Linked DNA regions of Homo sapiens: region 2 is linked to region 1. The links are chromatin loops, found by intact Hi-C in ENCODE. Cell type or tissue: dorsolateral prefrontal cortex. All regions are shown on one strand. Links, peaks and the distances in the headings refer to the core of each region. The heading gives the core; the rest is flanking DNA.

Region 1 (14,288 bases), core at 6,289-14,288:
GGTCTCGAACTCCTGACCTCAAGTGATCTGCCCACCTTGGCCTCCCAAAGTGCTGGGATTACAGGCATGAGCCACTATACTCAACCACTTTGCTGTTTCTTATGATTGTAATAGACATCCTTCAATGCGTCATTATGTGGTTGAACCCTTGGGAGTTACTACTTGAACCTGACCTACGGTCTTAATGCATCTTCACTGACTTCTTTCACTTCATTCTTCATTCAGCATGACCATCATACCCTCTTGGAAGACAACCACTCCCTCCTTCAGCCTTTCAATTCAAACCTTTCCCACAATGCATGTAACTATAGGTTCTAGTCTCATCATCATCATCATTATAGCACCTCATTTTCATGGATTAATGCTAATCCCAGTGTTCTAGAGGCTATCTCTTGAGATTGTTGCATACTGGGTTTCCTATTGGATGCCCTCCTGCAATTCAAGGGAGACTCACTCAGAAAGCTCCGCAGATCAGAAAATCAGTAGATCCTCTTAGCTGACCCTTGACCTCCATACTATTTCCTGAGGTTGATTCTTTCACCATCTCTCTGCCTCTGCAGCAACAGCAGAAATAGCTAAAGACTAAAGAATTAACAAAAAGAAGGCAGCCATTTAATTGATGCTTCTGATGTGAAGCATTCTTGATTATTTCAGGAAGAGAGTTTTTATAGAGTCAAACCTTTATTTACCTACAGACAACCTAAGGCAGTATCCTTTTCCCACCGATCTTTCATTTTTACATTCCTTCCTCCTCCAACCCCTTCCTCAGTCAGATTGAGCCACTTTGGACCAATGAGGCTCAAAACAAGCTCAAAGAGTCAAGATTTTAAAGATCAAAAATTTAAACAAATTATCTGGCATCCTACCTCCTAGTTTTGAGCTTCCTTTTTTAACAGTTGGGCAACATTGCTTAACTAGGTCCAGTTTTGCTCAGAGCAAAAGGATGGAGGCAGCTGCATAGGCCTGAGAAAACTGCAGTTGTGAGGCCTAGTCTTCATGGTTTCCCAAGCTCTTTGGGCTTCCAACTGCCTTAAAAGTAGCTCATACCTGGCCGTGTGCGGTGGCTCGTGCCTGTAATCCCAGCACTTTGGGAGGCCAAGGCGGGCAGATCACGAGGTCAGGAGATCGAGACCGTCCTGGCTAACACAGTGAAACCCTGACTCTACTAAAAATACAAAAAATTAGCTGGGTGTGTTGGCACGTGCCTGTAGTCCCAGCTACTTGGGAGGCTGAGGCAGGAGAATCCCTTGAACCCAGGAGAGGGAGGTTGCAGTGAGCCGAGATCACGCCACTGCACTCCAGCCTGGGCGACAGAGCAAGACTCCATCTCAAAAAAAAAAAAAAAAAAAAAAAGTAGCTCATGCTCATATCTCACCCCTTTGGAAGATATCCATTATTCTGTTCCTGATTTGGTAGAAAGAGAAAGGGTGGAAAGTCAAGCAGTTCTTACTATTTGAGAGTTACTACCCGTGTGCTCTTGAGCCTGTTGCTTAATCTCCCAAAAATCCCAGCATGTGTGTGTGTGGGGGGGGGTGTGGGTGTGTGAGAGACAGAGAGAGAGAGAGAGAGAGAGAAATTGGCATAATTATTCCTACCTCATCAGATTATTGTGCATATCAATGTGGTCCATGATACAAAGCACCTAGCAGTATCTGGCTCAAAAAAAGGATTTAGTGTCGCTTCCCTTCCCATCTTGAGCTCTGTTTGGCAGGTCGTTGGTTAATCAGCATAAATTGCAAAGTGCTAGGACTTAAAAGATCCTATCTCTGAATATATATCCATACTTGCTACTCCAGAGTACAGCATAACAATAAGAATGTAAATGATCATGAGCAACTTAGTTAATCACTCAAAAGCTTCAGTTTCTTCATTCTTAAAATGATGGTTTTATGTGAATGACCTCCGAAGGTCCCCCCACTGTTTGCTTCACTGGTTTTAAACTAGAGATAAACCAGCCCTCTGAAGTTTTTACAATGCAACAAGGGTTGCTGCAGCTGTTTCTTAGGTTATAATCATAGAAAATAGCCCAGTAATTCAGAAAGACAAGAAAGTATTTAAGAATAAATGGCAGGAGTCCTAACAATTACAATCAGGTAGAAAGATACAGAGAAGACAGATAATGTTAAATTACAACTGAAATGCAGGTGGCAATTACAGCAACAAAAGTAATACCAGCACAAGAGGCTAACAGCAGGTTCTGCGTTATACAACAAAATGTCCTTTCCAAGGGTTTTTTTTTTAATAATTGCACTTCTGCTAGATTTGTAATTACAAACATGAATAATCCTCAGCATATATCATTTCTAAAGATAGAGGCTGTAATTCTGTTCCTGATGAAGAGCTGAAGAATATCTCACACCGGTTGGTAAGTGACAGTCAGTAACTACCAGACAATTAGGATGATGCATCAGGAAAATTGGAGTCAAAATATCCCATGTACAGATGCTGAGTCCATCAACAAAGGAGGGATATCGTCATCACATCTAGCAGCAGAAGACACAGGAAAACCACATCACAACAAGGATAAAGGGCAATGGCGTTGCTGCAGAGGACAGAACGGTCATCACTTCGGTCCTACCTGAGTTAACTCTCAAAGACTATGGAAAATAACTTTATTCTTAAAAGGCAGCCAAGGAAAATATTTTAAGTAGGGGGATGTGATTAATGGAACATGTAGAGCCCTCAATATCAAATTACTGGTTTGCGTGTGAACCCTGTGTTTGGGTTGGACTTCTCCATGGTATGTAACATTCATGAGTTGTAAATAGCTGATAATCAAGTCAGGTAAATTTGAGAGTTAATGATTTAGGTTGCTTTCAGCTGGAGTCATCCTTGACTCCTTGCTTTTCTCCCACATTCCCCTATACTCAGGAAATCCTGTTGGCTCTGCCTTCAGAACATATCCAGAATCCAAACCACTGCTCACCACCTTCATCACTACAACCCTGGACCACTGCTGCAGCATCTCCAGCCTGGCATGGGACTGTGGCCTTCTAAGTCAGCTCCCTGCACCTTCCTTTACTGCTCCAAAATCCTTTCCCAACACAGTAGCTAGAGTGATCTTTTTCACTCTACTCAAAAGCCTTCTGTGGTTCCCCATTTGAATCAGAGTCAAAGCCAAACAAAATGCTTCTGCACTGGGCTAAAAGACCCACAGGGCTCCCTGTTAACCCCTGCCCTCCCTCACTTCACTCCCACCACTCCTTTCTCCTCTCACATTCCCAAGCAAGCTTCCAACTTAGGGAATTTGTGTTGGCAGTATCCTCTGCCTAGAAAACTCTTCTCCAAATATCCACAAATGCTCATTCACTCAAAAGTCTACTCAAAACACACTTTTTTTTTTTTTTTTTTTTTTTTTTTTGAGAAAAGATCTTGCTTTGTCACCCAGGCTGGAGTGCAGTGGCTCAATCATAGCTCACTGCCGTCTCGAACTCCTGGGCTCAAGTGGTCCTCCTGCCTCAGCCTCCTGAGTAGCTAGGACTACAGGTGTGTGCCACCATGCCTGTACTTTCTTTTTTGCTTTTTTCAGTAGAGATAAGGTATCGCTATGTTTCCCAGGCTGGTCTTGAACTCCTAGGCTCAAGCAATCCTCCTGCCTCAGCCTCCCAAAGTGCTGGGATTCCAAGTGTGAGCCAAATCACATTTTTCAATGAGGTGAAACCTGACCACCCTATTTAAAATTAGTCAGCTGCTCTCATCTTTCCCCCAATAGCTCCTGTCACTCTCTAGTTCTTTATCTTGTTCTTGTTGAGTTTCCTGATTTATTAGATTTATTATTTGCTTTTTAAACTCTTCCTACTGGAAGGCAGGAACCCTTTTTGTTCTTTTAATCCACATTGCTTAAAGCAGTGCCTGTACACAGCAGACAGTTGTAATTATTTGTTGAATGAATGAGGAAATATAACAAAAAACTCCAACTCAAACAGGATTAAACAAACAAAAGAATAATGCATATATTCCTGCATAACTGGAGAGGTGAGTGCAGGGATAGGGAAGGAGCTCCACCTCCCTGTGATTCTTCTAGGACAGTTACTTCATCAGATCTATAATAAGATGCCTGCAGAAGTTCTAGAATCAGTTTGGGATGGGGAAAGATGACTCTTTGAGACTTTCACTTAAGGATGAGGACGCTTTACCTAGAAGCCCCAAAAAACTTCTGCTAGCATCGAATCAACCCAAACTGAACCAGTCTTGGTTGCCAGGGGAATGACATGCAACAAGTTGCCTCACTGGGAATAGGGATGGAAAAACCACAATTGGCTTGACTACAAGATCGACCTCAACCACGTGGTCATTTCTCAAAAGGGGATGGAGAAGGTGGATGGAGAGGAGGCAAACCCAGTGTCCATGCCTCAACCTTAGCCAGACAGACAAAGAGAGGGACTAGGGGAAAAGATTTGTTCAAGAAGCTGTAAAACTGAAAATTCTGGAAGCATCTCCATTGATTTTGCCGATGGTGAAGTGCTGAATTCAGTAGCACATGAGCTTTATGATTTATTGGCCTTGCTTGAGAGTATTGGAAGTGTTGATGTGGATTGCACAAACGCCCAGCTTGAGTGTGGCAGTCTCACACCATCCCTGCTGATCCATATTCACGCAGTAAATATATTGAGGAATGAATGCAAAACAAATTTGTTATTGATTCTGGTTTCACTCAAAACCAAATATAACAAATGTTTCAGACTCAGGAGTTTGTAAATGGGGAAAAGGTAGCTGGAATATGAAATGCTGCTAGTTCTGTTACTTATTTCCTCTCTCTCTCTCCCTTTTTTTTTTTTTTTTTTTTTTTTTTTTTGTTTGTTTGTTGAGACAGGGTCTGGCTCTGCTGCCCAGGCTGGTGTGCATTGACACAATCTCAGCTCACTGCAAACTCCACCTTCCGGGCTCAGGCAATCCTTCTACCTCAGCCTCCCAAGTAGCTGGGGCAACAGGTGCACACCACTACGCCCGCCTAATTTTTGTATTTTTGTAGAGATGGGGTTTCACCATGTTGCCGAGGCTGGTCTCGAACTCCTGAGCTCAAGTGATCTGCCCATCTCGATCTCCCAAAGTACTGGGATTATAGGCAGAAGCCAACATGCTGGGCCCTTCTGTTACTTTTTATTTGTTTAATGCATGATACAGGGTTGGATGGGGACATATGGGACATGAAATCTGGAATCTGATATTTCTCATTCTGCTGTGTTTTGCCTTCTACATAAATATACAGAAAAGCTTATCACCCCTGTGGATCTCCAGTCACTGATCAATCCTCCTGCTATCTCTGTGCTGTTAAAAAAGCAGTGGGGGATAGGAGAGCCTTGTCTAATCAAATTAGAAAGATAAACAAAATTTCTGAAAGAAGAATGATTAAGAAGAAAAGGGTTTAGACATAATTTATATGCACAACTGCAAGGCAAACAGTAAGCAGATTATAACAGGATCCCATCTATTCATACTGTGAGCGGGACTTCATGGAGATAACTCATGAGCAGTTAGATTCCTACACATAAACTCCCACACAACTGATACTGTGGAGATGTTTCTCTTAAATCCGCATAGCAAGAGAAGTATTTGACTTTTTTATCTCCAAGAGTATTTCATTCCATGGTTTGAGTGTTTGCATCTTAGGATATTTTTCTTTTTTTCAGGGGCAGTGAGGGGACAGACAGTAGACAGTTGGGATAGGGACATGATATTTTGAATCCTGATAAATATAAATGACTATATTTCCTAGTTTGTATGCATATATAATAGTGTGTACATTTATTTTGGTAGGCAGAGCAATTGCCCCTGTGTTCTTCCATTTGCATTGCTCTAAAGGAATGCCTGAGGCTGAGTAACTTATTAAGAAAAGAGATTTATTTTGGCTTATGGTTCTAAAGCTATACAGGAAGCATGGCGCCAGCATCTGCTTCTGGTGAGGGCCTCAGGAAGCTTTCAATCATGGCAGAAGGTGAAAAGGAGCCAGCGTGTCATGTGGCAAGAGAGATGCTAGGCTTTTTTTTTTTTTTTTTTTGTGAGGTGGAGTTTCGCTCTTGTCACCCAGGCTGGAGTGCAATGGTGTGATCTCAGCTCACTGCAACCTCTGCCTCCCGGGTTCAAGCGATTCTCCTGCCTCAGCCTCCCCAGTAGCTGGGATTACAGGCACGTGCCCCCACACCCAGCTAGTTTTTGTATTTGTAGTAGAGATGGAGTTTCACCATGTTGGCCAGGCTGGTCTCAAATTCCTGACCTCAGTTGTTCCAACCGCCTCGGCCTCCCAGAGTGCTGGAATTACAGGCATGAGCCACCGTGCCCAGCCCAGGCTCTTTTAAACAACCCCCATTTGTGTGAACTAATAGACTGAGAACTCATTCATCACCAAGGGGATGGCGCTAAGCCATTCACGAGGGATCCACCCCAATAACCCAACACCTCCCAGGAGGTCCTACCTGCAACGCTGGAGATTACATTTCAACATGAGATTTGGAGTAGTCAAACATCCAAACTATATCAACTCCCAAAGATGTCTACATCCCACTCCCCAGAATTTGTGAATATATTAGGGTAGACGGCAAAGGTGGGTTAAAGTTGCAGATGGAATTAAGGTTGCCAAACGGTTGGCCTTAAAATAAGATTTTTTATTCTGGATTATTTTGCTGGGCTTAATCACACAAAGGTCTTTGAAAGTGGAAGGGGGAATGAAAAGAGGGAACCAGAGAGATGGTAGCATGGGAAGAACTCAGCCTGATGGTCTTGAAGATGGAGGAAGGTGGGCACAAGACAATGAAAGCAGCCCCCCTTCTACAGATGAAACATGCAAGGAAATGGACTCTCTCCTAGAGCCTCCAGAAGAGAATGTACCCTGCCAACACCTTAATCTTTGTCCAGTAAGATCTGGGCAAATATCTGATAAATAGAACTATAAGATAATAAATTTACAATGTTTTAAGCCATTAGGTTTGCAGCAATTTGTTATAAAGGCCATAGAAAGTTAATACAGTTATCATTTTAAAGCATCATACATTGCAAATACAAAGGTACTGAAATAGCCTTGAGTTTGGAACATCCTCAGATGCTTAAGGAAGTAGATTAAAGGCTGAACAAGATCCAGTCCAATCCACCTTATCAAACAGGAGCACATTTCAGGAATTGAGCTCTGCTATCTGTGTTTATGGACACTTCAAGAAATAGCAGTGTACTACCCAGTAATCACAAGCCCAAAGATGGTTGAACAGGGTGTACAATCGTAAGAAGATAAAGGAAACAGGAATTGTATTTGCCTTTCACACGTAGGCAGATTCTTATTTCTATCTCTTTTTGCCTGAGTATATGAAATCTTGTCTATTTTTTAAGACTGAAATTTTCTCATTTGAACTCCTCACTATTCTTGTATTTGGTGTTGTTTCCGACACTGAGCTTCGTATTTAAAGAGGACGATTCTGACAGGAGGCACTGTCTGTTGGGGTGTTTGAATTTTCTCATTTGAACTCTTCAATATTCTTTTTTGAGGTTTGGCGTTGTTTCTGACACCGACTTATATTTAAAGAGGACGATTCTCACAGGAGTCGCTATCAGTTGGGGTGTTTGATGCATAATCATTCCGTTATATATTGAACAAATATTTACTTCACCCTCACTGCGTGCAAAGCAATGTGTCAGGCAATGTAATTCAATAGTGAGCAAGCTACATTCAGCCCTTGCCCTCATAGAGCTTAAAGTCTAGTTGGGAACACAGACATATACAGGTAATGACAACACAGTGTGGGGAGTGCTAGAACAGAGAAGGACATTCTGCTGAGGGGAACCTAACCTAGACTTGGCAGGAGGTGGAGGATGAGTAGCTGAAGCGAGGGATTTCCGGAGAAAGCCATCCCCTTTGCACTGCCTTTGTCAAGTGGCTGACCTCTGCTTGCAGAGATAGGTCTTGTTCATGCTTATGTCTCTTTCTCCTGTTCAGCTTGAAGCCCTGGCTCAAAAAGTCAGCCTGTTCCTGACTACAGAATGATACTTTGGCCATTCACAAAAGTCATATAAGAGAGAATTCAAAATATCTTTCTTTTTTTCTTCCCCCTCCCCCCGCTCCCCCACCTCCCACCAAGACAGGGTCTCACTCTGTCACCCAGGCTGGAGTACAGTGGCGCGATCTCAGCTCACTGCAACCTCTGCCTCCTGGGTTCAAGTGATTCTCCTGTCTCAGCCTTCCGAGTAGCTGGGATTACAGGCACATACCACCATGCCCGGCTAATTTTTGTATTTTTGATAGAGGTGAGGTTTCACCATGTTGGCCAGGCTAGTCTCAAACTCTTGACCTTGCAATCTACCCGCCTCAGCCTCCCAAAGTTCTGGGATTACAGGCGTGAGCCACTGTGCCCGGCTCAAAATATATTTCAAAGTTATGGCTCAATATGTTTTTGAAACTACTCTACTGACAGTTTTGGCTGTTTACGTTTAAACTTACTGTGCCACAGCTGGCCAAAGAAATTTTTGCTACCCTTTCTCTATATATATTCTGCCCATCACATTTTGCCATTTCCTAATAAAAGAAAAATAATATTTATTTTCCTACTTATACAATAATACAAGTTAATTTTAGAAATTTGAGGAATTAAAGAAAAGGATACATCTTTAAATGTTTATGTCACCATAGTCCCGCTACCACGAGGGGCAGATTTGCCCTGAGATTTTTTTTGTTTTAAGGACATACAGTCAATCTTCATTAGTCACAGATTTTGTATTTGCAAATTCCCCTACTTGCTAAAATTGAATTGTAACCGCAAATCAATACTCACAGTGCATTTCAGTTATTTGTGGGCATGCACATGCTCAGAGCAGCAAAAAGGTTGAGTTGGCTGATGCATACATGCCCAGGCGAAGTCAAACAAGGTGATGCCTCTCCTTCTTGTTTCAGCTCTCATACTGTAAACAAGTATCTTTTCTAAGATCTACTTAGTGCTATATTTTTCATATTTATATGCTTTTTGTTAGTGGTCTTGTGGTTTAAAATCGCCTGCAGCATGGAGCTGAAGCACTGTCTGGTGTCCAAAGCATAGCAAGACTGTGATGTGTCTTGAGAAAATACGTGTGTTATTAGATAAGCTTCTTTCAGGCATAAGTGACAGTGCTGTTGGTCATGATTTCAATGTTAAGTAATCAATAATATATATTAAAAGAAGGTGTCTTTAAACAGAAACACATATAAAACAAGGTTATAAATTGATCAGTTGACAAAAATATTGTGACCAGAGGCTTGCAGGAGCCTAACTCTGTATTTCCCCTAGGTGCAATCATTCAGTATTTGCAATTCAGTGTTTGTAGTGACCTTATAGAATATAACTACCATGAATAGTAAGAATTCTCTGTATTTTCTTTATGTCAAAAAAAGAAAAAGGAATCATACCATATGTCAATTTTTGTGTCCCTACTTTTTTCTCTTAACCTTACATTCTGAGAATTTTTCAATGTTAGTAAATATTTTTTGAGATATGCCTTTCAATGACATATTCAAACAAATGGATCTCCATGATTTGTTTCCCTCTTGCTAGACTCTAGGTTATTTCCAAAGAACATTCTTATACATATGTTCTTGTGTATCTCATTGATTCATTTGTTGCCTCACTCACTCATTCAACAAATATTTATTTAGCACTTTGTCTCAGGCCTCCTGCATAAGAATACAAAAATAAATAGTACAGACACCAATCTCTGCTCTCATGAAGCTTATCATCCACTGACACAGATAATAAATATTTACACAAGTAATTCATGGTAATAATAATAAGTGCTGGTAGAGACAAGCACAGGAAGCTACAAAAAGCCCGTGGAAGGCCTGACCTTGATCAGGGAAGGGTTCTGAAGTAACAGTTTCAGCTGAGCCCTGAAAGAATTCAGGACTGAAATGCACTAGATGCCTAGGTTAGAGATAGAAGAAAGGAGTTTTCTTCTCTCTTCCTCTCTCCCTCTGCACCCCCCTCCTCACAGCACAGGCCAAATAGTGCATCAGTAGGCTGTGCCTTTCGTGTGCCTGTGACCCAAGGTCAGGCTCCCATCTGGCTGCCTGCACACAAGCCACTACTGCCCTTTGCTCCCCTCTTGCCCCCGCCACATAGAGAGCAAAGACATGGAGGAGAAAGAGGTGGTTAGGAGAGGCTCAGGGACACCTGCCTGGAGTGGGTCCTGCCAGTGGACCCCATGGGACCCAACTGACAGAAGAGAGGAGTGAGATGTAACTGCAGGCCCGTTCACAGTGGGGCCTGAACTCAGCTGCAGTGTTTGCTTTATCACTGGCTGTGGCCACCACAAATACCTGTCAAAACTCCCTCCCTGTGCCCTTTTCCCCAGTAGAACAGCTCTCTTCTCACTCTCAAAATCATCTCTCACCCTTGTTTGAAAGACCAAATTCAGAGGACAAATGGGTATTTAGGGGCATCAGTGTGCCATGTGAGAAAAAGTCAGTAGTACTGAAGTCAAGAACCAATTAAAACATTTGTTGGCCTCTTTCCACATCTTAGGGGCAGCGTTCCTTTTACAGGTCCAGGTGTCCACTTTGCCTGGGAATCTTTGAAGCCATTTTCTTTAAAAGTGTTCCTCCAAGAAATATGTACACAGCAAGAACTTGTGACAATTTGAACACCAGGGAATTAGAATGTGCAAAGCTTAAATTATTGGGGGGAATATCAACCTGAAGTCTATCAACCAGAATTTAAAAGAAGTGCAGTTTGTACTTTCTAAAACATTAGCACTAAATCTAACTGCTAACTAGCCATTGCCACTAGAGGTCCTGCCTGCCCGACTTCAAGGAAAAAAGAAGCCTCAACTAGTCCCTGAGTGGTGTGATTTGTAACACATGGCACTTAAGTGCTTGGAAATATTTATTCTCTTAAAAAAATTAACCGCAATGGCCAATGGCACATTATGCATCTGCTTAGCAAATTCTTTCTTAGCACAAAAGGAACTTCAGCCAATTTATAGGCTAAACTTTTATCAATTCCAGAGCAGCAATGCCCAAATTAGTATGCAGTGCAAATAGGTAATTTCTATCAAGAAGGCTTTGATATCCATGATGCAAATTAACAATGCTTATGTACCAGCTATATTCACTCTGATTCTCTAGAAAATCCAATGTTGACAACATACGCACTAATCCTAATAAGGTTTCTCAAAAACATCTTCATAGAAACTTGTAATTCCATACACTTTAGGATAACATTAGCTGATGCTCACTCACAGTTTTCACCCTGAGATGCAGTTCGAGTCTAATTTGGCACCTTACTCAGCTATCTGTAACAGTCTCAAGGTGAAAAAGAGAGGGAGGAAAAAAGGTGTTAGTTGCAAAATCAGGATCTGACTTAATAAACTTTTGCCTTTTTGTTATCCTGTATGTTATCTTGTTAAAACTCAACATGACTTATTATCATTAATCTCCACTGCCTTCTCACCAAGGCCTTTTCCATTTCATTGCAAATGGTAAGCACATTTTCACGTTGCCCAACCCCCATAGTTGATGGGTGACTTCCCAATTTCATCCTCTGCTCAGCCTTTGTCAATGTCTTCAGCCATTCCTTCCAAGAAACTGTTCTGGTTTCTGCAATGTGATCTATTCTTAGCCCATGCTGGCGAGTCTTAAGCTCTCAAGTTTTCATCGAAGTGACTTAGTAGTCTGGTCTCAATAAATAACTGCAATTTGTGTGTGTGTGTCTTCCCCCAAGGACACATCTTAACCTTACAAAGACAGAAGCTTTCACAACTGCAGTTGCATTTTCAGGAAGAGCACTCTGCCTTAGGTTTTCCCAAGCACCTTTCTTTTCCTATCCATGACATTTGAAACAATGGTTCTCAGCCCTGCCTGCACATGAAAATCATCTGGGGAGCTTTTAAAAACCACAGATGCCTGACCCATATCCCATACCAATTGAATCAAAACCCCTATGAGCAGAGCCTGGGCACTGATATTTTTGAAAGCTCCCGGGGTTGAAAACCAGTGTCTACAGGTGTCAATTAGGATTGTTTTGCTCACGTCACTTGATTAAGATTTTTAATAAAGATATTCCACTGAAACCTATGAGAATTTAACGTAGGTTAATAATAATAACTATTAACATTTGCCTGGAGATTTTAACATGCTATAGTACTCTCAGAGCTTATTTGCTATTTGCATAGCTAATCAATATTTATGAAATACATACCAGGGACCATTTTAGGTTCTAAAACAAAAAAGATTTAAGAAGCCATGGCAGTTGCCCTTAATATGGTTTGGCTCTGTGTCCCCACCCAAATATCATCTCGAATTGTAATCCCCACATGTCAAGGGAAGAACCTGGTAAGAGGTGATTGGATCATGGGGGCAGTTTCCCCCATGCTGCTCTAGTGATCGTGAGGGAGTTCTCACAAGATCTGATGGTTTAAAATTGCCAGTTTCCCCTGCACTCTCTCTCTCTCTCTCTCCTGCTGCCATGTAAGATGTGCCTTGCTTCTGCTTCACCTTCCACTGTGATTGTACATTTCCTGAGGCCTCCCCAGCCATTTGGAACTTTGAGTCAATTAAACCTCTTTTCTTCATAAATTGCCCAGTTTCAGATAGTATCTTTATAGCAGTGTAGAGTAATACAGAGATCTACAGACTAGTAAATGAAATCAAACAAGCACACTTCCACACAGCTTATAGGTGGCATGTGTACAGTACAGTGGAAGCCCAAGGAAGGAGTGATCTGGCATACCTGAGAGGTTCAGGAAAGGGCTTATTCAGGAGATAACTCCTTTGCTGAGTCTTGAGAAATTAGTCTTTCAAGTGGAAGGTGGGAGGCTGAGAGAGGTTTCAGGAGTCTCTGGCAAAAAGAGTAGTATAAGCAAAGACAGTGAAGCTACAAAACATACTAGTATGTTCAGTTCATTAAGTAGAAGGAGAAGCAATGGGGGAGGAAATGAAGCTGGAGGGTCCCCAGAGGACATAAATGCCATACTAAAGAATTTGGACTTTATCCTGGAGGCCACCAGGCCCTCGACATTTTTATCACCTACCCCTATTAATTAAAAAAAAAGCACATATCTCCAATATATGTTTGTGTGTTTATGGTTTTCATAAATGTAATGCTATGTCCATACATTATAAAACATATGCTAAAAACGTAAATTTTAAAAGAACAAATTTTAAAGCACCTATAAGTGTTCCTTGATGTCATCCTCCTCTACCCGAATGAACCATCCTGCTCATCCCTGGAGTATGCATTCTCCACTTTGAGACAACTACAGATAGGGAGAGTTGGAAAAGTGAGTTAATCTACTCTTCACAGAACTCCCATGAGGTAGATAGAGCAAATAGTAAGAAAACTAAGACCTAAAGATACAGAGTAACTCACTGGGTCACACAGGGACTTAAAGCAGGGGAAGGACTAAGATCACTACTAAGGCCACGGCCAGCATTCCACCTACCATCCCACATCATCTCCACTGAGTTATACTCCTTATCACAATTCCCTGTGAAGTCAGAAGTACTTAGACAAGATAAAATTTTGTGTTCAATTATGTAATCCTTACCTGAACATGAGAGAAATTCTGAGAAAATGACTATAAAACATTACTGGGATTAAATTGACTTAAGACCACTGTATTGAGATCTAGTAGGGGAGATATTTATTTGAAACAAGTGAAGAATAGAATAGCCTTAGTTAACAGAGAGCTATTATGTACACACAAGAATTAATTGTTCTTTTTTTTTTTAACAGAGTCTCACTCTGTCACCAGGCTGGAGTGCAGTGGTGCGATCTCGGCTCACTGCAACCTCCACCTCCTGGGTTCAAGTGATTCTCCTGCCTCAGCCTCCTGAGTAGCTGGGATTACAGGCAACTGCCACCACGCCCGGCTAATTTTTGTATTTTTAGTAGAGACGAGGTTTCAACATGTTGGCCAGGATGGTCTCAACCTCTTGACCTCATGATCCGCCCACCTCAGCCTCCCAAAGTGCTGGGATTACAGGCATGAGCCACCATGCCCAGCCAAATTGTTCATTTTTAAAGAAGGTGGTATGGCAGTATGGAGACAGCATTGGCTTTGGAGTCAGGGGACCTGGGTTTGAATTCTAACATTGCCACAGAATATGCTTTCCATGAACTTTAGCAATTTACTGAAGCATACTCATCAGTGAAGTGGGGTTAGATAATTTTTACTCCCTAAGACTGGTATGAGTACTAAATAAACTCTCAATAGATGTTCTTTACTCTCCCTTTCCTAAACAATAAAATACCATAAATTGTGCTAACCACTAAAATCGAACTGAACATTGCATATAATTTCATCATTCTTGCATCATGCAGAAGGCATTTTAGGAAATT
Region 2 (16,031 bases), core at 1-8,000, 200 kb after region 1:
CTATTTAACCATATTTTTGTACCTATTAACCAATCTCTCTTCATCCCTACTCTCCCTTCTTCACTTTCCAGCCTCTGGTAACCACCATTCTACTCAATCTCCATGAGATCCACTTTTTATAGCCTCCACATATGAGAACATACAATATTTGTCTTTCTGTGTCTGGCTTATTTCACTCAACATAATGACCTTCAGTTCATTCATGTTGCTGCAAATGACAGGATCTCATTCTTTTTATGGCTGAATAGTATTCCGTTGTGTATATATACCACATTTTCTTTACCCATTCGTCCATTGATGGACACTTAGTTTGATTCCATGTCTTGGCTGCTGTGAATAATTCTGCAATAAACATGGGAGTGCAGATATCTCTTTGATATACTGATTTCTTTTCTTTTGTATATATACGCAGTAGTGGGGTTGCTGGAACATATGGTAGCTCAATTTTTAGTTTTTTGAGGACCCTCCATGCTATTCTCCATAGTGCCTTTCCTAATTTAGATTCCTACCAACAGTGTAGAAGTGTTTCCCTTTCTCTGTAGCCTCATCAGCATCCATTAGTTTTTGTCTTTTTGATACTAGCCATTCAATAGTAGCGGGGGTGAGATCGTATCACATTGTGATTGTCATTTGCATGTCCCTGATGATTAGTGATGTTGAGCATTTTTACCTATACCTGTTGGCCGTTTGTATGTCGTCTTTTTAGAAATGCCTGTTCAGTTCTATTGCCTGTTACTTAATCAGATTGAGTTGGTTTTGTTTTTGTTTTTGTTTTTTATTTTTGTTTTTTGCTATTGAGTTATTTGAGTCCCTTATTTATTCTGGTTGTTAATCCCTTGTCAGATGGATACTTTGCAAATATTTTCTCCCATTCTGTAGGTTGTCTTTTCGCTTTGTTGATTGTTTCCTTCGCTGTGCAGAAGCTTTTTCACTTGATGTAATTCCATTTGTCTCTTTCTGCTTTCGTTGCCTGTGCTTTTGAGATTTTACCCAAAAAATCTTTATCCAGACCAATGTCCTGTAGTGTTTCCCCAATGTTTTCTTCCAGTTCTTTCATCGTCTCAGGTCTTCCCTCTAAGTCTTTAATCCATTTTGAGTTGATTTCTGTATATAGTGGAAGATGAGGCTGTGTTTCATTCTGTTGTATAGATTATTCTGGGACTGCTGCATGTGCTGTTTCATCTACTTCAAATGCCCCCTCCTCCTGTCTTCAGGCAAATACTTGCTGGTCCTTCGGCTGTCCATTTAAATATTACCTCATTCTTTTGATACCATTTATTCAACAAGTATTTATTGTGTGCCTATTATTTACGGGGTTGCCAGGAGCTTTTCTGCGTTTTGGAGAAAATGGCAGTGATGAAAACAGACAAAATCCTGCCTCCATGAGCATACGTGGCAGTGGAGGATGAACAAATAAATATGTGATGACGCATAGCGGCAATAAGTATTGTCAGGAATAAGGCAGAAGAGGAGAGCAGAAAAGTTGGGGTGCTTTTTGTAGGAGTAAACAGGAAAGGCTTCTAGGAATACAGGTGCCAGTGGAAGTGGCATTTGAGCAGAGACCTGAATGGCATTAGAGCATGAGGCATGCAGGTGTCTGGAGAAGGGAACTCGGGCAGAGCAGATGATGAGCGCAGAGGCCCTGGGCGTGGGCTTGGCGGGCAGGAAGAGCAAGGAAGCTGTGTGGCTGCAGCAGAAAAATCAGGTGGGCAGGGGTACTGGAGGTCACGGTGAGGAGTTCGGGTTTTGTTCTGACTGACTGTGATGGAAACCACTGGAGAGTGAGAGCCGGGGAGTGGCATGCCTGATTCACCTCCTCCAGGAAGCCCCCCTGGCTCCCAAGGTGTGTGTGCCCACATGGTGCCCTCTCTTCCCCTCGTATCTCACCTCTCAGCACTGAAATCCGCCTCTGTCTGCTCCCCGTCTGTGTGCTCACAAGGGCAAGGGCTGTGCCTTATTCACCGTCACCCTCAGGGTGCCCTGCAGAGAGTCGGTATGCGGTAAATGTGTGTCCAAAGAGCGAGCCCGCGAGCCGCCTAGACCAGCATCGCCGCCCCGCGCCTGGGGCGAGGGGCCTCGCGTGGGTTCGCCAGCGGCGTCCGCGTGCATGCGCGCACCCGCGCGGCGACCGTATAACAGGCATCAGCCTTTCTGTTTTAAAGCAGATCGACCCATCTGAGCAAAAGACTCTGGCCAATCTACCGTGGATTGTGGAGCCGGGCCAAGAAGCCAAGAGGGGCATTAATACCAAGTATGAAACCACGATTTTCTGATACTCGCCGTCCTCCTGTCCTCGCGGTGCCTTGCTCGCCAAGCGGTCCCGGAGCAGGCTTTCCTTCGCGCCTCCGCGTCCACCCAGCCCAGGAGGAAGACTGCTCTGAGCGTGCGGCCTTGTTACGGGCGAAAGGCCACTGGCCATTCCTGGGGAAGTTCTTTCTGCACCAGTGATGGAAAACGCAAGACTTTCCAGTCGCAACCCCTGAGAGGCGTGAGTTGAGATGGGTTTTCCCTGATGCTCCCGACTCCCCTCCCCACCACCTCCCAAGGTATTTCTGATGACTCCGCCCCAGTACTTGCTTTGCTTCATTTGGGGAAAATAATACCTTTTCTTTAAAAAAAAAAAAAAAAAAAAAAAAGTAAAGGGGATCTCTAATACTGCCTAAAAGTATGCTTTCACTGTCAGCAGTTTTAAAGGTGAAATCAGAGCAGCACTACCCCTCCCACCTCCAAAGCATCTGTAAAATCATTCTATCATTGAGTATCGTTTAATGCAAAAGGACAAAAACAACTCCCGTGATATGATTGCCAGGAGATTCTGTTTCCCCATTTCTATATTTGTGGATTTTATATGTAATCACCTATGTCAGAGAAAGAAAACCTTTCAACCAAATGATTGGTTCAAAAGGAAAGAATGATTCAAAGCAGAGGAATTTATTATGCACAGCAAAATGTGTCTTGTATTAAATATTTTTATTAAAAGAATGTTTCATTAATGCATTGATAAGAAAACTAGGTTAGTTGCGAGGGATGTTTCTGGTTTCATTTCAAATAATTAAATTTCTACTGCTACTACCAAGAGGACTGGCTCAGTGGTGGCAAAATACTGGTGATGCTCCCTAGAGCAGGAGGCCCGGAAGTGCTGACGCAGCCATCAGCCTGCCAAGATTGTTTTTTAATCTTCACAGTGTTTTAAAGAACATGTTAAAAAAAAAAAAATCTAGTGCTCCTGCTGTCAAGATTTCTGTCATGGAAACCTTGTTTGAGAAAGGTGTTAATAAAATTCTATTGCAAAAATTTCTTTTTCTAGAAAAAATAAATACAAAAAAAAAAAAGAAGAAATTCCAAAGTAATAAAACTTTTCTTGAGACAAACAAAAAAAAAGTTTGCTTACTATTTGATTAAATAAAATTTACTTACATTTCTTTAAGGTATTTTAATTTTTTAATGTCTCTGTGGAGTATTTGTATGATACCATAATGTATATTTATGTAGAATCAAATTATATAAACAGTACCAATATCATTATAGAAAAAAATAACATTTTAATGTATATTGTTCTAACAATCATATTGTGAATCATTTTGAAGTTCATTATAGCGATATTGATAAATTGTGGAATTGTCTTAATGTTTTTTTATTAACTGACATTATTTTAAACCTAACTGAGATGATCAGTTACATTCATCAGTTGGTGAGTTTTGAAGAATAACTACATTTTATTTCAAACTAACAAATGTATACGGTTTTAGTTCAGTGTTGAAGAATTTTAATACAATATTAAATTACTTGAACTGAACAGTTCCTTGTATATATTTTGCCTATTCACTGTTGATATGTATGTAGCAAAATGAGAGTTAAATAACACTAAAATATGGTACCAGGAGGCAATTGTATAGGAGCAAAGTTAATAGGAGCTTTGCTGAAACAGAAGCATATGTGTAAATAAGCTTGGGCTTCCAGTTATAAATTTTGTAATTTTTGTCATTATTTATATCCTATAAAAAAAGCACACAAAAATAAAACAGAAGTTGTACAGCAGTGGTGCTTGGCATCGTTCTGTGAGCACCTTCCCCACTCCCATTTAGGAGCAGAACCAAAGGCCCAGCCTTCTCAGCATCTACAGCTAAAGGGACTTTTTTAATTGGCAAAATTGTTGAGAAAAGTTGCACAGTTCCAAGTTCAACCAGTCTGAGAAAGATACACAGGCCTCTGAAACTTTAATTTTAACCTAAAGCCCCCACTGCCTTCTTTTAAATATTAAAGCAGACTGTAAGGAGGAATTGTCAAAACAGGCATCTCTAAAAGAGAAAGGACCACCAAACTGGATCACTTTTGTAGCACAGCCTCGATGGTATGTTTGGAAAAACATTATCTACATGGTCATCAGTCCTTTCATTTTTTTCTATACACACAGCAGCCCCATAGACCAGAGCAGGGACGGGAAAAGGAAGGGCTAGGCCTGCAGGGGGCAGATGAGAGGCGGCCCATGCATTGACGAAGAGATTTGCAGCTGATTTTCTTCAAGGGGAAAATTGATACATTGATAACTTCAATAACCATGGGCAGGGGGGGTCATTGAATGCTAACATCATTACTCAAAAAAGGACTTGAATTCAATTACTCCATTTAATTGTTTCTTATTAAATTGTATTCTATGATAAATCTGAGTTAACGAACCCTATGAAAATTATCCCTAGTTAGTTCATTAATAAGTCATGGAAATGATTTTTCTCAAGACACACAAGATTTTTCTCAAGTTGGAATACTTGGGAATATTGCTGGTTCAATGTTTGTTTGGATAAGATGGAGCAGAAGACAGGCTTGGATAAAGGAACACGTGGCCAAATCCTCAAAAATCAATAAAAATTCACACCTGGATTCAAGGTAGCATCACTCCTAATTACTTCTGAAAAGAAATGAAAATTTGATAAGTGATCTAGCCTCAAGAGAATTAGAATATAATGGCCATGTTCAGGAAATCCGTAGGAAGAAGACTTTTTTTAAAAAAAATAACTTTCTAAGTTCTCTTTTTAGATAGGCTAGTCGATCTGAAGGTTCGAAACACATTTTTTGAAATAAAGTTGGGTAACTAACTAGCCAACACAGCCAGCACAGAGTCTACATGCAGCAAGGCCCACTGGCCCACCCCATATTCCAGTCCTAGCTCCCCAACAGCCAGCCAGCCAGCCCCACATTTACTGCCTCTAGGCAAATGGACACAAGCATCTGCCTGCCCCAGCAACAGAGTCCTGCTTCCCACAGAAACCGGTTCCAAAGCCGGCAGAGACGGCGCTTTGAACTTGCTCAGGCCTTTTGACCATCACCATGCTGCATATTGTGACTCTGTTAGTAGCTAGGAGCTGGAACTTAATTTTGTGGTCGAAATAACCCTGAGACCTTGGTGCCAACCAGGGAAATGCCAACTCCACTTAACTGTTTCTGTCTTCCGCTCAAGTCGGTCTACTTATTGAGAACTCACTCTGTGCTTAGCGTGGCATCACTTTCCTTAGAGTTGCTTCTGCAAAGATGGTCATTCTGCAGCCAACATATTGCACTCAGTGTGCAACTCATCAAAAAGCATAGCTACAAATTATTATTAAAACAGTTTTTGTTTTTCTCTCCAAAACCTCAGAGACCTATGTTTGTTTGGGGAAAAAAAAAAAAAAAGCTGCATGGGCATTTAACTTTCCAAGAGTAGTTAACGACCAGTGCTGTGAAGACTTACACATCAGGCTGAAATAAGACATCCTTCATTTGTCATCTCCAATGGGGTCACCCCGGCGGAAGGTGGCGACTGCAGCCGCGGAGGTTTAATCAGGGCTCCTAACTTGGTTCAGACAGTGGAGGAGCGCGGGTATCAGATGACAGACTTCACGAGTACAGATGAGCTAATATGCATGTTCCAAGCCCTGCTATTTAAGACATCTTGAAGTTCTGTCTCATCACCACAGTAAGAGCAAGAGATGGAGTCAGATTTTACAACCAAAGTCAGCTCACAATGTGGTAATAAAAACCATTCAAAGCAATTCATATTCAATACCCAATTTAATTGTCCTCTGGCTGTCTCAGGGCCTCAATCAAGCATCCCAACAGCTGCTCCCCAGGGAGCCTGCCTGCCTGCAGCCCTCCCTCTCAAGTGGCAGTAAGACACGTGGGAAGTCAAAAGGCCCCCAAGTAAGAGGCAGCATCAGCTGTTTTCTGACATTTGAGAGGCGGATTTCTCTCTGATTCTCAAAAGTGCATGCTGAGTTGTCTGAGAGGAAAAAAACAATGCCAGTGTGCTGTGTTGAGTCAGGGGAGACTGAGAAAGAAGAAAGGTACAAGTGGATTCTGAAATCCCATTTTAGCGGGCCGTTTCTGGGGTGTGGGTTTGAGCAGGTTGCAAACTCACATGCCTTCCAAGCCATACAGGTGACATGAGTGAGGGGGATGGGGCTGTGCCTCATCTCAGGGGCAACCACTGCTGAGTTCCAGCTGATTGTTGCCAGGCAGAAAGGAAGACCCTGGGTCCACAGATTTTCTAAGAAATCTGGATTTTCACGCAAAATCGTTGGGTTTTGAAGTGTTGGCAGCAAACCCAGTTTTAAAAAATAAGTGTGAGCCACACAGAACTCATCTGTGGGCTGGGTGTGGTCTATGCATCACTTGTTTGTGAACTTGTTCAGTAGCTTTATGACTTTCTGAGATTCCACAAAGCTTCAGCAACCTTACAGCTAGATGCCCGGTTACTCATCAGGAGAAAGAAAGAGTGTTTGTAGCTGGGGTGAGTGGGTGGAGGAGGCAGAGATTCAGGGGTCGGTGACATTTGTTGAATTGCTGTTATTCACCAGGTTTGTTTTGGGAAGTATCAGTTAGGAATTGAACTAAAGAACTAGTAGCAAAGACCAGCAATAACAATGTCTTAAACGAGGCAGGGGTTGAATTTTCCCTCATGTAACATGAACTTCAGAGATAGGCAGTACAGAGCTGGAATTGTAGCTTTATGATATCATTGAAATCTCAAGATCCTTCTATATTTCTACTCTGCCATCCTTTGGAAGTGGCTTTTAGCCTCAAGATTGCCTCATTGTCACAAAATGGCTGCTGGAGCATCCTCCAGCACACACATATTCCAGGCATTAGAAAAGATGGTAAGGACCATAGGATGGAAGCATTGTCCAGCTGAATAAGGCAGACTTTTAAGAGCTTTCCTGGAAGCTCCACCCCACAACTTCTGCATACAGCTTATTGGCCACCCCTATGTAGGAGGATGGAAAATGTGGCTGCAATTGTTAGTTTTAGCTGAGCACACTGCAGCCCCCAACAATGCAGGGGTTGTTAGTGAGGAAAAGGGGGAGATTGGATATTGCGGTGGTCACTGGCAGTGTCTACTACATTGGGAATCATCACAGTAATAGCTAAAAGGCAAACACAAGCACACACATGTGAGACACTTGAACAGAGAAAGCAGTGCCTGTAAGAGGGATTGGTGATCATCCTGACAGAGCTGCTCTATAAATTAGCCACCAAACCTGAGCAGGAAAGATCCCCACAGCTGGGTTAATATGCACACCAAACATCTGTGCTGTCCAGCAAGCTCCTGAGAATGTTATGGGCAGAGCAGGCACAAAGGGGCATGCTGCATTGGCAGACATCGCAGCATCATGGGCTGTGCTAAAGGAGGAGACTGGCAATGAGTTGGTTGGGCATCAAGGGTGAGAGTAGAGGGCGCTGGCTCTCAACCTCCACTGCACACTGGAATCACCCGGGGACATTTAAAGCCTCCCTAGGAAGTGAATCCTTGAGGAGATTAACCCATTTGCTGAAGTCACACAGCTGGAAAGTCAGTGTAGCCAGGGTTGAACTTAGATCCACTTGACAGCCAAAGCCACACACATACCACCACACTCCCAAGCTACTGGCCCCAGCAACAAGCCCAGGGTCTTTTCTCCCCTCATTCCCAGTCTTCTTTACCACTTGATGGGTGTATGCGTCGCCCAAAGAGAATCAAGTTCGGGATAGTTCAAAAGAAAGCAGGTGACAGCTTTCCTGCTAAGTAAGCAATGTCTGTCTCCTAAAAGCCAATGGCCATAAGGAGAAGGAGGTGGTAGAGGAGGGTGCCTGGAGCTAGGTGTCTGCCATGGAGCAGAAGCAGCAGGGTCGCAATTTGTGAATCATGGAGATTTGGGCAGTACAGGAATGGGGGTTTGTAACTGGGACGAAAGATAAGTATTATGCTGTTTATTGAGATCTATATCAGATTCTTGACATGTTTTTTCTAAGCCCCACAAAAGCCTTGTACATTAGGTTCCCTATTTGACAAATCAGGAAAGTGAGGCTCTGAGGGGCTGCATCTTTTTTCAAATGAAAGGAAAAGGAGAAGGGGGGAGATGCAATCAAGATGGCAGAAGACAGCACACAGATCCACTAACCAAGGCCTGCCACTAATTTGAAATGAATCCCTTAAGAGTTTCAAAGTAGAAACAGGCTTCCCCAAAGGGAAGGCAACAGTAGCTCTGCTACCTTCCTTGCTCAATACCTGAATCATCTGAGAATTGAGAGCAGGTTGGGCAGTGGCCAGGTGCTGGCAAATCCAACGCATTCCCCCCACCTGTCCCATCCATTGGCTTCTATCAGAATGTTCCTGCTGCTTTTTTCAAAGAGCAATCTCTACAGGCACAGATACAAGTTAAGCAGACTACCAAAAGTAGAAGCTCCTTGGGAGCAGACAGCATCTGATGCCTTCTCCGAGAGCTTAGTAGTGATGCATCTGTCCTGATGCAAGTGAGTAACGAATGAAATGCAGAACTGAAGTGATGCTCTTGGACCCTCTAGCCCAGGGGCTTCAATGAGAAGGTACAGGGAGTGTCACCCAGTGGAGACAGAAGGCCGTGGACCAGAAACCCAGCTCCACCACTTGGCTGTGGGGCCCTGGAAACCTAACCTCTCTGCATCTGTTTGCACACCTATGAAAGAGATAACACCTTGCAGCACTGTTATGATTCAGTTAAATAACGTATGGAAAATGCCCAGCCTGTGGGCTTGGCACATAAAAGGCCCTCAAAAAATAGTAGCTCCCTTCCTTCCTTCTAAAAGACTTGGTGTGTCTCCAGAGGTTAATTGACAGCAAGTAGGGCAATAAGCCCAAGATGAAGGGCTTAGTGAAGGGCTCACTGCTAATTGAAGGTGAATATAAGAACATCTCCAAAACCATCACGTAAGCTATTGGATGACTTTCCCCAGCTAGTGAAACCAAGCCTTATGACCCCTAGGCTGATGTCATCTGCCACTGAACCCAGGAGTATTCTACTTCCAGTTGTGACTGACAGGTGACTTACAAGCCTAAGAGTCTTGGCCTTTCTATCTATAAAGAATAGCAGATTTGGATTCTAGCCCTGGCTTTGTCACCGATTAGCTGCTGGGGTTTAGTTCTTCCTCTATCTAAAAACTGAAGCTGCAGTCTGCAGATCCACTCAACTTCTGTGAAGATAAATGAGAGTTGGGCAGTGCCTCGAGTGGAGCGGCGATAAACATTTGAATGAATGCGAACGTGTGCTCCTCAGAACAGCAGGAGTCTCCACTCACCTGCTCAGTTTTCCAGTTTGATCGGTTGCTCTGAACCCCCAGACCCAAACTCAGGCCTCGACCACCCTCTCTAGTTACATATTCTAGCCCTGGGTGATGGAAATTACAGAGGCAGATTTTTCTATTCATTTCTATGTGATAAGGAGCATTCCCAGTTCTGGGGGCCTGACCTCATAAATGAATTTACAAAGAACACCAGTGACTCATTTTCCTGAATCTTAATTGAAATGAAAATTTCCCAAATTCTGGTTTTCTCACATCATTTGACTCAGGAGCAAGTCATTGTTGATGCCAGAGGACTTCAAAGGCCTGGTCTCTGCTACGTCTCAAATGTGACCCCCTTCTTCTGCCCCTCTCGTGTGAGCATATACAGTAATTCTTCTATAGTTAAACTCATAGCCCAAGAGCAGCAGATTTTCTAATTCAGGCATTTTAATAACTGTATAGTATATCCACGGTCCCAAGGGGAGTGGTTATGAGCAAGGAATGTATTCCAGTGACAATCTTCAAAGACTAAGAATTATTAGAAAATCATTTTCTCCTTCGTTAAAGTTCAGTGAGTAAATTATAATATAAAATGTCTGTGGAATAATAGATGGCCATACTTGCTGACTTAAACACTCCAGGGATATGTTTATTCATTTTATATAATTTGGTAGCAAACCTCTTTTGTCCAAGTAAAGTTTTACTTTCCCCTAATGATGTTTCACAGAAAAAGGCCAAACTAAAACGGCAAGATAAAATGCTGGTGATATGCTACATCTTCATTTGACAGCCTCATGATATCCTTATGGAAAGGAAGAACATAGACTGTGTTATGAACACGTGGGCAAATTCATCCCATGGAACTCAGGAGATGAATTCCAGTCATCCAACAAGTGTTTACTGAGGCCCTCATTGCAATGCTAGGCTCATGTTAGACTCTATACAGTCCTGGCTTTCAAGGAGCTTACGATTTACTGGGGACCTCAATAAGCAAGCAATTCCAAAACAACAAAAGCCATGACAGAGAAAAGAGAATGCTAGGAGAGGGCAGGGCAGCCCTTCAGCTCTTGAGGGTCATCTTAAAGAATTTGTGAAACATAGGGAGTTAGCGGGGAAAAGAAAATCGGTGAGAGGACAGCATAGAGAAAACAGTGTACACAAAGCTACAGAAGAGAACTTGGAGCAGGTCCAGGGTTTAAACAGAAGTGTAAACACAAAGTTTAAACAGAGAAGTTTAATGTGATTCAGATGAGTGCTCTGGAAAGATCATGCAGAAGGGCACAACTGGAGGCAGAGATGGCAGCTGGGGCTGTTGCCAGGCAAAGAGGAGGGAGCTCAAATGGCATTGCAGAATGTCCCCTGAGCGGTCTCTTAGTGCAGGCAATGAGATAAGTGCTTCAGGAGCTTTATCTCATTAAATCCTACAACAATCTGGAGGGAGGAACGGATCCTCATTTTTCAGATAAGACAACTGCTGATACTGTCCTGTTTTCTTATCATCTGTTGTCCCCATGATCTCTCAACAACTCAAATGTATTTACTTATTGCTTCCTCTGCTGCTTAAAACAGTGCTTGGCATGCAGATGCTCAAGGAGTACAGGATAGATAGGTGGGTGAATGAGCAGACTGATCAAGGACTACAGACAAGAAGACGTTAAGGGGCCCATGCCTGCTGCATTCACTGTACTTACCACACTAATTTGCAACTCTTAGTCTCTGCTGGTCCTTTTTAGTCTCCTGGGCTTATCCCTCATCCCACTGATCTCCAGACTGCCCTGGACTCAGTCTTGGGGCCCCCTGTCTTTTCTATCTACACCCACTTCACTGCTGATTTCATCTACTCCTCTGATTTTAAATACCATCAATTCACTGATGACTCTCAGATTTCTACCTCCTGGTGGAGCTTTCCCATGAACTCCAGAGCCTTGCATCCCGCCTACTCAGCATCCCCACCTGGATGTCTCGTTAACGGGCATCTCAAACTTACCGCGTCCGCAAAGCTGCTTTCATTGTCTTCATCTCAGCTGACGGCAACTCTCTTCTTCCAGTTGCTCAGGCTAAAACCTTGCATCATTCTTTTCTTGTCTCTCTCACAACCTTTATCCAATCCATCAGCAAATCCTATTAACTCTTATCTTCAAAATATGTCCAGAATCCAACTTGTCACAAGCTCTGCTGCTGCCACCCTAGTCTGGCCCACCTTCATTTTGTCCGGATGATTACAAAAGCTTCTCACTGGTTCCCCTTTCAGTTGATTCCCACTGCCTGGGTGATTCGTTAAAGCTTAAATCAGACCACTGCTCAAAACTCCTACACTGGCTCCCAGAGTCAAAAGTGAAGTCCTTACTGTGGCCTAAGAGGCAGCCTCCGGTGCTACCCCAATTCCTCTCTGCCTCTCCTGTTAGACTCCTCACACTCACCCTTCTCCAGCCACATGGGCCGTCTGGCTGCTCCCAGAATACACCAACCATCCCACTGGAGTCTGCACCTGCTGTATCCTTCAGAATGGTTTCCCGACAGATGCATAGCTCACTTCCTCACATCTTTCAGGTCTGTACAAGTGTCAGCTTCTGAAAGAGCCAGTCCATCTAAAACCGTAACCCCTTCCCCTCCGCTTGTACATACCACCAAATTCACTATAGATTTTACTTATTTACTTTTTCTGCCTCTCCCTGGCCCTTAACTGCAGTAGAGCAAGACTTTTGTTTTGCTCACTCCTGTGTTCCCAATACCTACCACAATGCCAGGCACATGGTACATCTCAATATTTATTAAACAAATGCATGAACAAACTAAGTGAATAAATAAATGAATTCTCTTTTTTACAGGATCTTCTTCATGCCAGCCATACCGGGCAGGAACCATCAGAGAGACACACTGAGGAGGCACTCAGAAAATTTTGATAGAATTGAATTTACATATAGCTGATAAAGCCTAAATAGAAAGGTTGATGTATTTAGCTTGAATCCTTCACTTTAGTGGTCTAATCAACAGATAAATGACAAGCAAAGAATGAAACAATCCAAAAATGTTTTTCAAAACAATTTTGTGAATTTTATTTTTACAAAAATTTTTTAAATTCATATTTTAAAATGTATACCAAGGCAAAAAAATCATATAAGCTATATCATAAATACAAGAGTTTCAAAACATACAAGAGACATATAATGTAAAAAAAAATTATATATATGAAGTCCAATGTAATTTATAATACAAAAAAATACAGCAAGGGAAAATGCTTTAGAAATGCTCATCTGCAAACTACAAAACAAAATCCTCCTCTTGACCGACTGCATGAACTGCCATGAAATTTGCAGCTCCATCATACTAGGTATCTCTTCTTTCTTCATGTTACCTTGTCTTTCTTCCCATTTTTCTTTTAAGACAGGGTCTTGCTATGTCACCCAGGCTGGACTCAAACTCCAGGGCTCAAGGAATCCTCCTGTCTTAGCCTCCCAAGGAGCTGGGATTACAGGCACGTGCCACCGCACCTGGCTCCTAATTTCTTTTTAAGACAAGGGCCATTCAAGGCTTTTTAAAACCTGATGTGTGTTGTTATACTTTATAACAGTCAGTGGCTTTTAATTCCAAAAGGTAATACTTTATACTCTGCCTACATGAGATGAGCCCCTAACAGTGTGTACAAATAAAATTATGATTTGGGTATTCTAAGGAGACATACCATTTACAGAAATTTCTTTTGATAAAATTAAGGTTTCACTTTTCACATTTGCTTAAATCACAGTAAGCCTGTAAACTAGCTCCTTGACCCACCATTTAAAAACAAAAAACCTCCTTAACAATGCAAAGGATTGTATTCACTGTATTTATGATTCCATCAAAGGCTAAATAGCTTATCTAAAATACATCTGAGTGATCTATTCCCTTACCCTCTCCCCGACCTACCCCACAGTTATACTAATATGCACCAACAATAAAAACAAGTTATCTACTATTAACACTAGTAATCATTTGATTTAGTTCCAGTTACAGAAACAAAAAAAATCTTTGAATTTTGATTATATTTTCTGGGAACCACATCTACTATTAATTTATCTCCATTGCCCTTAATAATATATTTCAGAGAAAATGTTTCTTTAGATTTACGCTTCAACTAAAGTTCCTGATCAGGAGGTCAAAAATAGCTAGTTATTGAGTTTTTTCCCCTGTCAAAAGCTATTTTTCCTGATTAACCTTGGAGATAAAAGAAGAGAAAGGAAAGAAGGAAGGAAAAGAGGATGAGAGAGACAAGGGAAAGGAAAATAGGTTGGCTGGAAGGTTAATCTTCTAGAGTTACAGTGACTCATCTGGAATTACACAGAAAACCAGAGAATTCTCTTGAAATTCATTAAAAGAATGGCATTCACAATGCCATTCATCTAAAAGTAAATGGAATTAGATGAAAATTGTTCTATTTCACATTTCTTAGAAAAATCTTATTAAGGCTTATGATTAAAATTGGCCCCACCTCAATGACTAACATTTAGCAGTGGAGAAACTGCTTTTTAAAAAAGAAAAAAGTGAGGATTAGGAAAGATCAGGTTTCATTCAAGTAAGAAGTCTGATATGTAAGAAACAAGAGGGAGCAGGAATAGTGTCCAACTCAGATACTGACAACTAGAGTCCAGATATGGCACAGGGCTGCCAGCAGCTACAGTGAGAAAAGGGTAGACCAATAAAATCTACTCTTTCCAACATACAAGTTTTACTTCACAAAAAGAACTGCTGAAGGCCAGGCCAGTGGCTCATATCTGCAATCCCAACACTTTGGGAGGCTGAGGCAGGAGGATTACTTGAGGCCAAGAGTTCAAGACCAGCCTAGACAACATAGTGAGACCCTGTCTCTACAAGAAAACTTAAAAATTAGCTGGGTGTGGTGGCTCGTGCCTGTAGTCTCAGCTACTTGGGAGGCTGAGGCAGGAGGATTGCTTGAACCCAGGAGTCTGAGGCTGCAATGAGGTATGATTATGCCACTGCACTCCAGCCTGGGTGATAGTGCAAGACCCTGTCTCCATTAAAAGAGAAGGGGCCTGGCCAGGCACGGTGGCTCACGCCTGTAATCTCAGCACTTTGGGAGGCCAAGGCGGGTAGATCATGAGGTCAAGAGATCGAGACCATCCCGGCCAACATGGTGAAACCCCGTCTCTACTAAAAATACAAAAATTAGCCTGGCATGTGCGCACACCTGTAGTCCCAGCTACTCGGGAGGCTGAGGCAGGAGAATTGCTTGAACCCAGGAGGCAGCGATTGTGGTGAGCCGAGATCGCGCCACTGCACTCCAGCCTGGCAACAAAGCAAGACTCTGTCTCCAAAAACAAAAAAAAAAGGTGGGGGGGCCTGCTAAATCCAAGACTCACTTATTGAGTCAATTAAAGGAAATGCTGCAGACTATGCACACAGACACAATATTTTTAAAGCAAATTTAAAGAGTGCAAAAAACCTCTAAGATTGTATTTAGGAGAACAAAACCCCCTTGGGGTAAGTGTGGTTCAAAAAGCAGGCCACTGCTACCCTGAGGCACAGCCTGCATAACAGTAATAAATACAGACAGTATTAAAATACCAATTTCTTCCAAATTCTTCTCATTAATTATGTCAACCATTTTGAATGCATCAAGACAGAATTTTACCAACAGTACAACAAGGTATGTATTCACATTTTCATTTGCATCCTAAGGACAAACTGTTAATGATGATCATGAAAAACAAGATTAAAGGTATGTTCATTTGGGAAAAAGCTACATTAATATTATTCATCCAACCACAAACACTTTTGTAATGAATGCAATACTGCACAACAATTAAGAGCTTTATAAAAAGTTGATATCAGGGTTTCATTAGAATTTTTTTCCAATTCAAAAATTTAAAAAGTTCAACTACATTAATGCTTAACTATTTTATTCTAAAGTCTGTAAAATATATAAAATACCAAGATTATCCACAGTCACATATGTTTTGAAGTCAGGGGACACGTGTATTTTCTTAAGATTGGTTCCATTTGTGTAGAAGGTCTGTGAGGATTCCCCAGTGACAACGTTCCACCACTGTTCAGAGAAAAATAAAATTCTCATTAGATTGGTAATTACACTGTGTGACAATTTATAGTGCCAGCAGATCCTTTACCCTATCTCCTCCCCCCAACCGAACTCAAGCAAACAGGAGGAAAATGTCTCGGATTTAATGCTGAATATACTATTCAACCTGGTCAGCCTCTTCCTGATGAACACTGGTGATGGCCTCACTGCTCCGCCTACACCCAACTCCAACCGTTGAGTTGTGCTGGAGAAACATGCAGCCTGCTTGAGAGCTGCAGACAGGAAGCTATAGAGTCCATTACAGCAGTGGCCAGACTCAACTCTCTTGTCTGCATGTCCTTCTCGGGAGAATGGGCAGAAGATTCCCCCTCTCTTCACTCAAATGCCCCTTTGCAGACACAGACTGGTATTCTGACAGAGACCCAAACTATTCATAATATGGGCTACA

What was found. Hi-C counts contacts between places; a loop is a spot of excess contacts. Peaks named below come from ENCODE experiments on the same cell type or tissue, not always from the same donor. Only the 100,000 strongest peaks of a DNase experiment are listed, where the experiment ranks them.
Region 2: it touches region 1 in a loop (2.5-fold over the local background); 2 of 110 quality-filtered maps call a loop at or near these places.

The regions. Positions count from the first base shown.
Region 1 is chr12:98,936,013-98,950,300 of GRCh38, reverse strand. All of the region lies in intron 17 of ANKS1B (ankyrin repeat and sterile alpha motif domain containing 1B), which reads left to right. Among named protein-coding and RNA genes, the nearest start is that of APAF1, 300 kb to the right of the region's middle. In dorsolateral prefrontal cortex, for the core only: a CTCF peak has its summit at 10,736; a DNase peak (open chromatin) is centred at 10,750.
Region 2 is chr12:98,731,981-98,748,011 of GRCh38, reverse strand. It overlaps ANKS1B (ankyrin repeat and sterile alpha motif domain containing 1B), which reads left to right. Exons shown (of 27, transcript NM_001352186.2): 27 at 2,163-4,038. The coding sequence ends at 2,273. It overlaps APAF1 (apoptotic peptidase activating factor 1), which reads right to left. Exons shown (of 27, transcript NM_181861.2): 27 at 12,579-15,592. The coding sequence ends at 15,446. Among named protein-coding and RNA genes, the nearest start is that of APAF1, 95 kb to the right of the region's middle. In dorsolateral prefrontal cortex, for the core only: a CTCF peak has its summit at 4,463 (motif pointing right); DNase peaks (open chromatin) are centred at 2,153, 3,122, 4,465 and 5,818; H3K4me3 peaks cover 1,723 bases; H3K27ac peaks cover 7,913 bases.